Linked DNA regions of Mus musculus: region 2 is linked to region 1. Evidence: chromatin contacts called from ENCODE POLR2A ChIA-PET data. All regions are on one chromosome and are shown on one strand. Each heading gives the region's core, a stretch centred on a gene start or an enhancer-like site at or near the end of the contact. The rest is flanking DNA. Distances are from core to core; before and after follow the strand shown.

Region 1 (7,192 bases), core at 1,348-3,847:
ACAACTTTTCAAGGTAGCCCTTTTTCCTCTTTTTCTATTACTCCTACACACACTCCACTACAATCTCTTTTCTGATTTTAAGTCAAAATCAAATCACAGCTGGGTATGGTGGTGCAAATCTTTAATCCAAGCACTCAGGAGACAAGAGGCAAGCAGAACTCTGAGATCTCTGCGATAGAGGTTAGTTTGGACTAAGAACTATAGAGCAGAACAGCCAGGGCTACACAGAGAAACCCTGTCTCAAGAAAACAAAGAAACTGAAACAAACAAAAATATAATTTTTCTCTATGCCAACATCTCTGGAAAGCAAGAGATAGCAAACTTTTTCTATAGGCAACTACTAGCTATTTGTTAAATTACAGTTTAGAGACCATTTATTCTCTTACTCTTTAAAGAAAAAAATCAGTCACAGACAATAACTAAATGAGCATGGCTGTATTCTAATAAACCTGTATTTTAAAAGGCAACATCAGATTTGATTTAGTAAGTAGTTCGATGACTTTGTCCTTAGTACATGGTACCATCACTTATTGAAAAAACTCTTGAAAAAATTCTGTATATCAGTAGTTTAAATATACTTAAACTATTCTAAATGTCTGATTCTTTATCTATTGGAATAATACATATTGAAACAATAGCTCTTCTAGTTAAGAAAAAATCTTAGACTAACACACAAAAGACAGTTAACAAGCATAAGCTGATTTTTTTTTGTTTGTTTTGTTTTGTTTTTTTGAGACAGTGTTTCTCAGTGTAGCCCTGGCTGTCCTGAACTCACCCTGTAGACCAGGCTGGCCTCGAACTCAGAAATCCGCCTGCCTCTGCCTTCCGAGTAATGAGATTAAAGTCGTGTGCCACCACGCCCGGCTATAAGCTGAATTTTTAAGTGAAAACAAATTATTGATCTAGTGAGATAGCCCCTAAAAAACTCATAGACATAAACATAATGGCAAAAGGTGCTTTGGAAGAAGAGAACAGAGTGCTATGGAAAAGAAGTATTGGGAGACACATTTCAGAAAAAATTTTCAGGTAGACCTGTATGTATGTGGAAAACACCAGGACATCTTTTATGGGCACCTTTGTACCTGAGTTTGGGTTATTTCTAGAACCAAATAGATAAAGTTGGAGTCAGGAATAATGATTCTGTTACTACAGAGATTGGAACTGCTGATCAAGGGAGGACTTTTCTCTGAAAGGTAGGACTGGGGGTATTGCTCCTAATGATTGGGATGCCTCTCTCAATTCCAAAGTGCCTTTTTTGTTTGCTTCCAACATAGGAAACATACTTCCTTCTTGGACACTCTTGAGTGATCTGTTCTTCCCATCAGCAATTTTCCCCCTAAAATACCAAAAGTGACTAAATCTTCTAATAGCATCAAGGAACAAACATAGCAGTCCCATCACTGTCACTTAGAAGATCCACCATTTGCCTTTAGCAGTCAGATTCATAAAGGCATTTCTATTTGTGGGCCCTTAATTATGACATGACCAATTTTTAGTCCTACGAGTTCAAGGTTTGTTGCTTACCCTGAAATTAGCATTGAGCACCTGCTTACTTTCATGAGATATCTTCCTCAAAGGAAGAGCAAGATTTACCCAATGATTCCTGGGCACAGAACACTCAGTTGTAAATCTGTTCTGTCAGGGCTTGAAGGTTGACTCCATCTGTAAGCCAACTTGCTGCTAATACTGCTGACCTGGATTCCAGCCTCTGAATTCATAAGGAGAACTGACTCACCCAAGCTATCCTCTGACTTTCACATGCCTGATGCACACATATACACAAAGTTTGTAATCTGTTATATCAATCAATTTTATTAATAAAAGCTAGAGGGCAAGTCTGCATCCCTGATGGCTTGTGAGATAACTGCACTTTCAAAAGCTCTTGGTGATCTACTAGAGGCAAAATTCTGCTTCAATACGCCATGTAAGTGAACTAAACTAAATAAATAGGCCTTTGATCATCTACCTAACAGATCCCTGCTATTGACTAATAACTGGCATATACAAAGACAAAAATGACATTTACTGAACGCCAAGGGTCAAAAGTGGAGTCACTTGCATCTCATCTCATCTAATAGTCACAAGAAGCAATAGTCCTCGTTTTACAGATGAGGAGTCTGTTCCCACTGCTCGGCGAGTAACTGTGAGGGACAGCACTAAATTCTTTCGTCCAGGCGGCTGAGTCGCAAAGCCGAGGACTTCCCGCGGGGCAAGAGTTCGAAACCCGCAGCTGTCAATCACAGGAAGCACGCGGGAGCCGCTTCCGGAAGTGCCCTGAAGACGTGTGCCTGCGCAGAGGCGCGAGCTCGGAGCTCATACCTTTGCGGGAGTCTGCGCGGGACTGCGGGGCGGAGATGTCCATCGGGCTAGGGGCAGGCACCCGGCAGCCCCGCCGCTCTCGGCGGCGAGGAGAGCACGGCACGTGGGCCGGCTGCCGGGCATCGCCCGCCCGGAGCGGGGGGCGCTATGTGGGGCCTGACGCGGCGGCGTCACCTCAGCGACCAGCCAACGCTCGCCAGAGCCCGTAAATCCCGCGAGAACGAGCGCCTCTGCGCTCCATCGCTCGCCTCCCTCCAGATATCGCGAGAAGATGGACTAGCCTTTCAGCGGGCGGAAGCGGCTTCCCTTCCAGACGAGGTCAGCCTCGCGCAGTTCGCGAACGTCCCAAATATCGCGAGATTTGGCATTAGTCGGCGACCTCGACCCTCTTCGCTGAGGGAGTCCACGACCTGAGGTGTGTGACATCCTCCCAGGGCGGAAAAAGACAGTGTGAGCCCTGCACAGACCATTGACACTGTGGTGGCCTTGTCGTCTAGGAGCTTCAGGAGGCGAGCCTTAAGAGGGCGTTTTCTTGGGTTTGCCTACTTTATCGTAACTCACTCGTGCACAAACAAGGCAACCCCTGGGGTTCGGTTTTCTTCGCCATCTGAGAAGAGCAGCGACTGTGCCTCGCCCTGAGAGAGAAGCACACACCACGCAGCCTGCTGCCTCCAGCACAGCGTTCTGCGCACGAGCTGAATGGATTTTGCCTGTCCCAACATCTCCTGAACAAGCTCGTGAAGCCAAATGTATTCTTCATGTCGAATTCTTGTGATTTTTTTTTTTTTTAGGCCACTGTGCCTGTGTACGGGTCTCGTAGAGCTAAAAATCCAGAAGTCAGAGAAATTGCATTCCTTCCTAGAAAGTGGAAGAATCTCCACTCCTTGGCTTGACCTCTTTCTTCAAAGCCAAGGATAGTGCATTTCCTGAGCCTTCCACAATGGGTTTGGGTTTTGGGGGGGTTTGTTTGTTTGTTTGTTTGTTTGTTTTGAGCTCACCAGAATAATCTTATTTTCAGGTGTACACTCATAACTACATCAGAAAAGGCCCCTTGACATGTAAGATAACATGTATGGGTTCCTGGATTTAGAGACACAAATTCCTCTTGGGGATCATTATCCTGCCTACTGGAGGATCTTATTTGTATATACTATATGCCTATTCAACAAAGAGATCTCCATTCTTTGCAGATACTACTAAGACTAGTAGACTATTTTCAAAGGAGTGCTATATTAAGAGTGTCACTTGTTTGCAAAGCAATAGGAAAAGCTTTATAAAGAGAAACATTTAGGAATATTGATTTAGCTAGTAACAACAGCCTGAATAAAGGGGAGTAACTGCAAAAAATAAAGAGTTAAATAAATTTTGGGGGGAGGCAGGGATTTTGAGACAGGCCTTCTCACTGCGTAGCCCTAGCTATCCTAGAACTCATTCTGTAGACCAGGCTGGCCTTTGCCTGTTGGTTTAAGATGTAAGGCCTTACTGAAACTACAAGTGATTTGATAAATCCAAAATAAACATTGAAATGAAAGAAATCACCTTGTTAAAGGAATATCCTTCTAGCTAACAAGACGACTCCTCACCTTTGAGTGTCTCTTATGTAACTGCATTGCCATGATTGTCCTGTTTAATGAAATGGGAACAGTCATAACATGAACATGTCTTAAAGGTTAAGCATCCTGCCCTTAGGGTAGCTTTTGTTCTTGTCGGTTGCCTGTCATCCTCTTGTGTGGATGCTGATGTTGTAAACCTCCAACACTAGGATGCCAGTTACTTCAAGGTGAAATTGTGATATATTTCTGAAGTCAGTATAAGTGTTGTTGGATTGACTATATTGCATGCAAAACCACTGACAATTGATAACACAGCAAACATTAAGACAATTTAGACTACAAAAATATAACTGTAGTATAGCATGTTTGATATGCATGAGACCCTAGGCTCAACATCTAGCACCCAATAACAGTCATGATAAGCATTTCAAAAGAATTTTACTTGGATGCCAAAGAGACTTTTAATATAATTAACCCTGCAATACTTTATTAAAATTGGTTTCTACTTATGTTCACAACATAAAAGGCAAATATATATTATGTGATAAATCTTTAAAATAATGGATTTATTGAGTTCGAGGCCAGCCTAATCTACAAATTGAGTTCCAGGACAACAGCCAGGGCTATACAGAGAAACCCTGTCTCGAAAATGCCAAAAAAAAAAAAAGGATTTATCAAAAATCTCATGAAAAACAATAGGTATGAAAACATAAGAGTGTTAGGTGAGTTTGGGTTGTAGCCTTTCTTGATATATTGTTAGATATAAGGTAGATGGAAGAAGATGTTAAGTAATAGTAAGAGAAAAGAAATGAAGTAGATCTATATCCTTTGCCAATAAGTAAATTAAATGTTAACATTTACAAATCAAGGGTTGGTGCTGTTGGTAGATAGAGTACTTGTCTACCCTGCATGAAAACCTTGTGTTCAATCCCCAGAGTCACATAAACAGAGTGGTGACAAACACATGGGATATAGAGGCATAAGGATCAAAGTTTAAAGTCATCCTCAGCCACATAGCAAGTGTGAGGGCAGCCTGAGATATATGGGGCTGTGTCTCAAACGAAAGGTCTTGTGTGTGGTAGACATGTGTTCTATCACTGAGCTATGTTCCCAGCCCTCCTGACTTACTCTCATATGATGTCTATAAAATAGTGTTCAGAAGAGATTTTTAGATTTGAAAAACTAAAGCTGTACTACTTTGATGTAGTATTTTATCTCATGTCAGATAATAAGCCTGAAAATTCTACAGCTAAACAAGAACTAGTGTCAGAAGATGGTTTGGTCAGTAAAGTGACCTGAAGTCAGATTGCCAACATCTGTACACAAAGCCTAGGTATGGGTGTTTGTACCTATAACCCTGACTCTAGTTTTGGAGGGAGAGAGACAGGTAGATTCCTTAGGCTCGCTAGCTAGTCATTCGGTCGGCTCTGGTTTTAGACAGCCTCTCAAAGGATAAGGTAGAGAATGATCAAGGAAGATATGTATTATCAACCTCCATGTGTGCATGCACGTATATTTGCACGTACATGTCTACACATATAAATGGGGATTTCCTAGACAACAAAAAAAGAGAAGCATGTGCCTATTTAAGCATCTTTTTTCATGAATGCTGTTGATTTTCTATGATACTTTTCTATATCTAAAGCTAGATTTAGGATTTGCATTTGCACGATTCATACCATCTAAGTAATCCCAAAACAATAACTACCAAATTAGGTGCACCCAGGTAGCTGGAAAACACAGGTACATCCTTTCAAGAGAACCATGTTTATCATGTCTCAGGCCTCAGAAATAAAGCCCTATCAAGCAGTTTACAATCCCAAAATTCAAGCAAATAAATAAAAACAAGCCATCATGAACAAGATCCAGTACAGAAAATATGCAACAGAAGTAGAACCCTGGTAGTTTCCATTATTAGAGTAAAAGGTATTTTTAAACTGTAGCTAAAGTATTTATTGATGTTTTAAAATTACTAACCAGGAAGCATGAGGATAAATAAAACGCCAAAAAGTACCAGATAGTCAAACATAGTGGCATATATTACTTTTAATGTCTGCACTCAGGAGGCAGAACATGTGGATCTCTAAATTTTAGGACAGTCTGGTTCTACATGGGGAGTTCCAGGCTAGCCAGAGCTACACAGTAAGATCCTGTTTCAAAAAGAAAAAGGAAGAAAGAAGGAAGGAAAAGGAGGAAAAGAAAAGACACTTACCTTCAAGATTAAAATTTTAAAAAGACTCTGGAAATGAAATTTTCAGTTACTGGCATCTAAAATGCAGTAGTGAGATAAAGAGCATATGAAACATCTTAACAGAAAATTACAAACTGAGAGATCTGAAGGAATGACCCCAAATAAAGTGCAAAAGTTCAAAAACCTAGAGGGAAATATGAAGAGTGTGCATGTAAATAAAATGTGTCACCAGACACAGAAGTAAAATTTACAAAATAAAGTAGCAGAGATTCTTGAGAGTCTTTAAAAAGGTCAGATTACCTCTCAATGAAATGACACCAAGAAAAGCAGCCATCTCCATAGTAACACTGAAGCCAAGAAACAATGGGAGTGTGACTTCAAAGTGCCAAAGGAAGATAACTGCCAACCTAGATTTTAATTAAAGCAAATAATATTATCAAACAAGACCAATGGGCTTTCACTAGAGAGTCTTTTAAAGAATTTTGAACTTAAAGGATTAAACCAAATAAAAAGGAATAATTAACCTAAAAAATTGGTAAGCAATCACTGGCCTTATAAAGCAACAATAGAAACAATTTGAATATATAAAAGTAAAGGAAAATAAGAATGTTATATAATAATATAGAATATGACTACAGTGCTATAGATCGGGTGTTGCATACCCTCCAAAGTCTCATGTAGGAAATTCTTATTCCCCAACCTGGCACTACTGGGAGGTGAAAACTTGTAAGAAAAAACTAGAAGCTAGTGGGAGGACTCCGGTCACTGGGAGCATGCCCTTAAAAGAGCTACTGAGATCCCAGTCTCTCCCCTTTCTCTCTTTGCTTTGTGAACACTGTGAGGTAAGTAGCTTATTGTACCATGCACCCCTGTTACGACATTTCAGGCCCAGAAACAATGGGGCCAAGGCATCATCAAGGCTGAAACCTCCAAAACTGAACCAAACATTCCCTCCTTTTAAGTTATCTCAGATAGTTGTTACAATAATAGAAAGCTGCACAGACAGTGACAGCATTCAAAGTATTAAAAGAGGTTTTTACTGGAAAGAGGAACAGAAATTGGTAAACTTCTGATGAAGAATGCATGTTAAATGTCAGAATTAATGTAATGGGATACTAAAGGGGTATAC
Region 2 (7,192 bases), core at 1,533-4,032, 100 kb before region 1:
GCCCAGTCAGACCTCCATTTCCATATCTAACTCAACTGCCTGTGGATGGAAAATGAGGAAAAATCACATCTGTGTACTGAATTTGGCCTGACACATTTTCTGCCTATTCATTGAATTATTCAGTACACAGCATATAATCCATTTGGATAACAGTTAGTCTAGAGATGATAAGCAAATAGGAGGTGGCTACATGTGAACACCACACTATTTTACCCGAGGAGTTTGAACACCCCCTCACTAATTTTTGGTCTCCTGGAAGGGGGGAGGTGTGCCATAGAGAACATCTTTCATGGGTGTCGGGAAACGATTTCACGTCCCGGGCAAGCTGGGGAGACTGAAAGATAGGAAATAGTCATACCTTCCTCTGCCCCTTCCCACACACACCAGCATCCTGCCAGTGGGAGCTCCCCCTACCTCCTATTTCTAGCCAGCCCTAGGGCTGTCAGCAAATCTAGAGACCCTGCAAAACCATTCCAAAGTTTACGTCAGAACAATCACAGCCATACGCAGGCAGTCTCTAGACCAGGAACTACTTTGGTCCATCACAAATCCCCACAGCAGCAGCCCTTCAGGTCAGATCCACACTTATATTGTATAAATAGGAAACCGGAATTTTGTGCCAGGAAATGTATCTCAGAGCCCAGAGCAGCTGGGTGAGCTTGAACCAGAGCAGGAACCTTGGGTGGCAGCCTATGGTTGGCAAGAGGTAGCTCTGGCTGGGGAATGGGCAGGCATTGCACTAGAAAGGCCCTTTGGGCCTTGTCCTCTGTGAATGGAGCCATTTACTGGTGTATCCGTAATGGTGGGGCCGACTGAGTTCCTTGGCAAAGCCCTTGGCAGGCCTTCCCCAGTGGAATGTCCAGAGAGAAAACGTCCCCTGTCCTCCCCTGTGGCCTGTGTAACCTCCGGCCTGGTCTGCGCCAGGCTGTGCCCCAGCGCCCCACCCAGGGGTCTTGTTTGCTCTGGCAGACAGGGAGTCCATTCAGCCCCTCGGGTGGCACCGGGGGTGTCTGGCCTGGGAGGCCCTGGCTGAGCTCCGGCAGGCTCAGTGGCCTGCGGGGTTCCAGAAGCTTCCCCAGGCTCCAGTGGGGGCGGGGAGCTGACTTTCTTCTGGCCGCCGAGAATTACTGACTTTACAGGTCCGTCTTGCTCCATAAACCAGAAAGCCACTTCCAGCTGGTGGGATGGAGTCTGGTGGGCGGGTGTCTGGTGCCATCCTGTCCCGGCTGGGAGGGGTCCCCAGCGCCGTGGAGGAGCTGTGGTCTGTCACAGCCCCTGGCCAGGCAGGTTTTTATGGCCTCAGTTCTGGAGTGGGGAGCACAGGCCACATCCACAGGGATAATATTTGCTGTACCTGGTCCTGATGCTGAGGCCACAGCTTCCCTGTTCACGTTCCTGCCTCGCTATCCCAGTTTCCTTTTCTCCTGGAGGTCTGCTGAGACTTGCTTTTTGAATAGGGAAGCAATGAGTTAGGATCAAACCACAAAGCTCATGAAAAGACTGGATGACTCCCCTTGCAAGCTGCCACTATGAGGCACACAGGTCTGGAGCCAGTGGGAAGCCTGGAGGCCCTGTTGGCCCCTCGAAGGGACAGCAGACCCACCTGAAGGAACACTTGCAGCTCCAGTTCCCTCGGCCAGCTTTCCTGGCTGCCAGCCACTGCTCCTGCATAGCTGAAGGTTATGATGTTTAAATATTAAAAATGCTTAGCTAAATACGCTGGCTTGTTTTCTTTTGCCGATAGTAACAGTCTGCCCACAGAGCCCTTTCAAACCTCTTCAGTGTTTAGAAAACGGATAAGGTACTCATTCACTGACGCTCAAGTTTGCCAGAGCCAGGAATGAAGCCCGGGATTTCGTGAAGGGAGAACCAGCCTGGACCACACACATAGGCTGTTCTGCTTCCTCCTCCCTGCCCAAGCTGGCTCTCCCCTGCGCGCTCTCTCTCTCTCTCTCTCTCTCTCTCTCTCTCTCTCTCTCTCTCTCTCTCTCTCTCTCTCTCTCTCTCTCTCTCTCTCTCTCTCTTCTCCCTTCCCCCTCCCTCTCTGCCCTCATTCTAACAAACTGGCCATGACTGGCAACCAGAAAAATCCATAATAGAAGTCAGAGGGGGGCTTCCAGGGCTTAGAGGGCCCTTTGGTATCCAGGAGATGAATAAAAAAAAAAAATGGATTACCAAAGTGTGTGTTCCTATAACTAAAGAGAGCACACACACACACACACACAAAGCTGGGGCCACCCCCAAAACATCTTTTATGAGACACGGGAGCCAAACAGAATTATTAAAATCACTTTTTTTTTTTGGTGGGGTTACAGAAAGAAATACACTCTCTTCAAGAATAGGGCTGGTTTGGGCCCCACCCACTAGCTGCCCCCCCCCCCCCCACACTGCCCTGAGACATTAATTATCTCCCCAGCACGGTTGGAGGAGTCCTTTGACTTGGCTGGATATAGTATTTGCATTTATCAAATAAGGACCTGTTGGGCACAGGAGACCAGGGCTGGAGGAGGAGGTGATTAGGTGCGAACTTCTTTTAGGAAACACGAGCAAGACTCTGTACTTTCTCCTCACGAGTACCCATCCTTGACTGCAGACTTCAAACAGGAGTAAGCTGGATCCAACTGGAGCCCTGTGGGAACTTGGAAAGACGTTGAGCTTCTTTTATTTCAGTGTGAGCTCCAGTGTGTGCAGAAAGAATGAAGCAGTTAAATTCAAGAAGTATTTATGGCGCTGCTGAGACGAAATGAGGCAGGACTTGGCACGAGAGGCCAGCTCTGGGCAGCAGAGCCTGGAGCACAGCCACCTCAGAGCAGCCCTGGCCCGTTGAGCTGTGGCAGGGCAGCTTCTGATTAAAGAAGTCGGCTCGCACATTTTTGTTGTGTGAATCAGCTTTTTGCCACTGTAGCAAACACTCAGGATGATCAACTTATAAAAGACAAAGGTTTCTCTTGACTTACAGCTTTAAGGCTCTGGACAACGATGAACTTAGCCCAGTTCTTTGGGCCTGTGGGAAGGAAGGTATCATGGTGGCAATGTTTGACAGAGTCCAATCATGTCGAAGCCACAGCCCAGCTGGTAAAAGAGAGGAAGAGGAGGAGACAGGATTTCCTATCATTGCCCCCAGAAGGCATTTCCCTAGGAACCTAAAAATCTGCCACCTTGAGGTCCTGGCCGGGGGTGGGGGGTGGGGTGGGGGGTGGGGTGGGGGAGATATTCAGCTTAGGGAATCCAGTGCAAGGGGGTTCTTTGTCTGCAGTGTAGTCTGCTTGAGCATAGCTGTCCTACCAGTTGATGTTGGATATTGAACATCTGTCAGTATACATTGTACTAAGCAAGATAGAGCCATGGAAAAAGTGTGTCAGACAGTATACTCCTCAGCTGACATATGCGCTAACTCTAGACACGTGCCACACAATCCACACAATCATGTCTTCTCGGGGGCAGACAACCTATATACCAATGGTTCCCCAAGGTTCCTGTCACCTAGGAACATTGTAGAGTGTGTGTGTGTGTGTGTGTGTGTGTGTGTGTGTGCGCGCGCGTGCTCAGGAAAGCCATGGATCAGTGTCAGGTGTCTTTCTTCATCGATTTCCACCTTATCTTTTGAGATAGGGTCTCACTGGACCTGGAACTTTCTCACTTTCTTCATGGAATTCTCAGGCACCGCTTCCTACCTCAGGCATTGCACCTCCTACCAACATCATCTTGATGGTATTCCACTACAAGTAGCTTGTTTCGCTCTTTTAAAATGAGGAGTTAAAGGGTGCACCTGTAATCCTGGCACTGGGGAGGGATACACTCTTGGCTACATAGAGTCTGGATGCCTGCCTGGGCTATGTGAGACCCATGGAAAGCTCCAAAATCAAGCAAATAAAAAGGACACTTGTGTCTAGCACCGTGTACTAGAAGCCTGGACTGTTAGCAGCACATTTACTACCACAGAAGACATTTTAAGCCAGGCAAGGTGGTGAAATCCCATCACCCAGGAGACAAAGACAGGCTTTCAAAGCCAGTCTGGTTACCTGGCCACATGTTGTCACAAAACAACATTCCAGTAGGCTACTCTAGTAGTAGAGTGTGACTTTTACACTCAGCCTAGCTAGTTCTTATTTTCCTTGCAAGGAAGATAGGCCAGGAAGGAAAGAAGAAAGGCTTTGTCTTCATTCTTTCACAGAAATCGGTTATCACTCTATGAAGAGCAGTTAGTGTCTTGTGGCTTCTCTGTTGTTGAAAAGATACCCAGACCTCTGCAAATTTTCAGTTATTCTCCAACTGGAATGTAAATCAGTATACTGATCCTTTCCAAAGAGCTGAGTCATGGCCTCATTAATAATATAACCTTGGAGCCCACTTGTACCCATAAGCCTGGCCCTGGGAGGCATTCATAGCTTAAGTTTAAGACTTGATTCCTGACTAATAACTGCCCCCCCCCAACAATCCATACCCCCATTTTACCCTGCACAAAAAGAGGTCATGATATTTAAGTGGAATTTTAAAATGCCAAAACCACACAAAAGAATGCAGGCCTGGGTGTAGCACCCATATGCTAAGGAGGAGATCTCCACCCCATCCCCCCCCCCCCCAGAGCTAGTTCTGTATGAGCAAGGTCAGCAGGAAAGGCAACACTACCTTAGCCAGAGAAAGGCCGATGGCGCCATTAACAGCTTTTGCCAGTGGTTACCTCAGACAATGTAAATACAAAACTGGTGCTTGTGTTTATTTAAAGTTATTGGCATCAGGCTCTTTCCTGGTAGACAAAGATTATCTTGTTTACAGCAGTATCCAGATGATGGACAAGACTCTGTTTAATATAAATCTAACTATGCAGAGGGGGGACCCGTTAGCATAAACAACTTCCCTCAAGCAAAACAAATCCTGCCAAGACTCAAGCTGGAATTCATTTATTATCCAGCTTCAAGTTGACTTGTCTCAACATTAAACAACGGAGGGGCAGAGGGCTGAAGCTGAGGTCCGAGGGCACGACAGACCGGGTTTGGAGGGTCTCAAGCTTTGCAAAGGTGTTTGTGCCTCTTGGTATGCACGCACGCAGGCACACACACACACACACACACACACACTCTCTCTCTCTCTCTCCCTCTCTCTCTCTCTCTCTCTCTCTCTCTCTCTCTCTCTCTCTCGCACGCATGGCTTGGGGCGCGGGACCACTGCTCAGGACCTTCCTGACACTCAAGTTGTTTCCTTTCTGAGTGGTAACAGGCCTTCCCCCAGGAATGTTTCAGTTCCAGGTACAGGTAACTGGTACACACCAAAGAGGTAACTGGACGTTTTAGGACAAAATACTCAACTAAACTGGTCACTTGCTGTGACTCTGTAACCAGCACCTGGTTCATTAATCTCTTACCACTGCCAGGAGTCTTCATTTTAACCAGCCTTCCACTTTAGCCTTCACACAAGCCACTTGAACTCTGCTGTGACCTCCTTGGCCTTCTTTCCTTCTTTCCTTCCTTCCTTCCTTCCTTCCTTCCTTCCTTCCTTCCTTCCTTCCTTCCTTCCTTCCTTCCTTCCTTCCTTTTTTCTTCCTTCCTTTAGAATTTGTTATCTTTTAAAGTATTTATATTTATCACCCATATCTATTTCTTTCTATGTATATCTATTTATCACCAATATCTATCTATCTATCTATCTATCTATCTATCTATCTATCTCATCAATATCTATGTATATCTATCACCAATATCTATCTTTCTTCCTATTTTTCTTTCTATTTATCATTAATATCTATTATTAATATCTATGTATATCTATCATCTATCTTAAATACCTATTTATATCTAAATACCTATTTATATCTACCATCAATATCTATGTATATCTATCACCAATATCTATCTATCTATCTATCTATCTATCTATCTATCCCTTCTCTTTTTATTATACAGGTCCTTTTTATATACCTTATGGCTTCCAGTTTAGTTTTTTAAAAGGATTCCTAAGTGTGTAAACAAGTGGGTCTCTGCATCTGTATCATGTGCCTTTTTGAGGGGTTCATTTCCTTCTGTTTGTTTTGTCCTATTCTGGTGTGATAGTTTTTGTTCTATCTTACTATATTGTATCATATTATTCTAGTCTATTATTACCTCTTAGAAGCCTGTTTGTTTTCTGATGAGAGCCAGAAAGGGGGTGGATGTGGATGGAAGATGTGGACAGAGAATGGGAGGAATAAAAGGATGGAAAAGTGCAATCAGGAAATACTATGTGAGAAAATAATCTATTTTCAATAAAAGGGAAAAAAGATATTATGGCTAAGCTTCCTTGTCAACTTTACTAGATTTAGTCACCCCCCAAGACACTCCTCTGTAAGAGTGTTTCCAGAAATATTAGCTGAGACTCCATATGATCACACCTATCCTTCGTTTCTCATCCATATAATCAATCACACCTGCCCTCCATTTCCCGTCCATATGATCACTGCTGCCCTCCATTTTCCCTTCCAATTCCTTTACGTTTCCCCTCACAATCCTTTCTAACATCATACTTTCTTAAAAAAAAAAAAAACAAAACAAAAACAAAAACCAACTCACTAGGTCCAGTTCTATTAGTGTTGTTACGTGCATATGGGTATGGTGTGGGGCCATCCACTGGAGCATAAAACCAACCTCCCAGCAACTATTAAAATATCTTTAATAAAATCTCCAACTCGGCTTCACTGTGCCAGTGAGTCTTGAAACTCAGCATGAAAGCTGCAAGCCCTGGTGTGTCTAAGTTGAGGTTTCTAGAAGCTTTGTCTGTGGAGGGTGGCCATGTCGAGTTCCGCCCACCTCTCCGTGCTGATGTTGACCTCTGGCATGTAGTCACCTAGCCTGTAGCTGCCCAAACCATGTACAAGTCTGTAGCAATGACAGGTAATCCCTTAGAACACTCGCCTCTTCTAGAAGCTACAAAAAGGATCCACTTTGCTGCCCGGGGTGCTCTTTCAGTTGAGATTCAGAACTGATTCCCTGTGGTAGCAGTCAGCATCATTAAAAGATCTTTTTCACCTGAAATAATCAATGTCTCACCTGGAACAGAATGTGTTAACTTAAGACATCATGGAACTCCCAGGCCAGACAGTGAACTGAAGCTTCAGTGAGAGATCTGTCTCAGAAAAAAATATGGTGGAGCTTATTAAAGGAAGACACTTGCTACTGACCACTGACCTCTGACCTCCACGCCCATATGCACATATGCATAT

Evidence for each region. ChIA-PET counts read pairs that join two places held with the same protein, here RNA polymerase II (POLR2A).
Region 2: POLR2A ChIA-PET joins it to region 1 with 55 read pairs in Patski. The contact joins the enhancer-like site here to the promoter of Ercc6l2 in region 1. POLR2A ChIA-PET finds 5 or more read pairs at or near these places in 3 of 5 experiments (Patski and embryonic stem cell).

What each region holds. Positions count from the first base shown.
Region 1 is chr13:63,810,645-63,817,836 of GRCm38, reverse strand. It overlaps Ercc6l2 (excision repair cross-complementing rodent repair deficiency, complementation group 6 like 2), which reads right to left and starts at 2,597. Exons shown (of 19, transcript NM_001013608.3): 1 at 2,320-2,597. The coding sequence starts at 2,362.
Region 2 is chr13:63,912,923-63,920,114 of GRCm38, reverse strand. No RefSeq gene overlaps it. Among named protein-coding and RNA genes, the nearest start is that of Gm46423, 9.8 kb to the right of the region's middle. Within about 2 kb of position 2,782, at least 3 of the 3 ENCODE cell types and tissues checked have a DNase peak (open chromatin) inside an H3K27ac peak, as active enhancers do.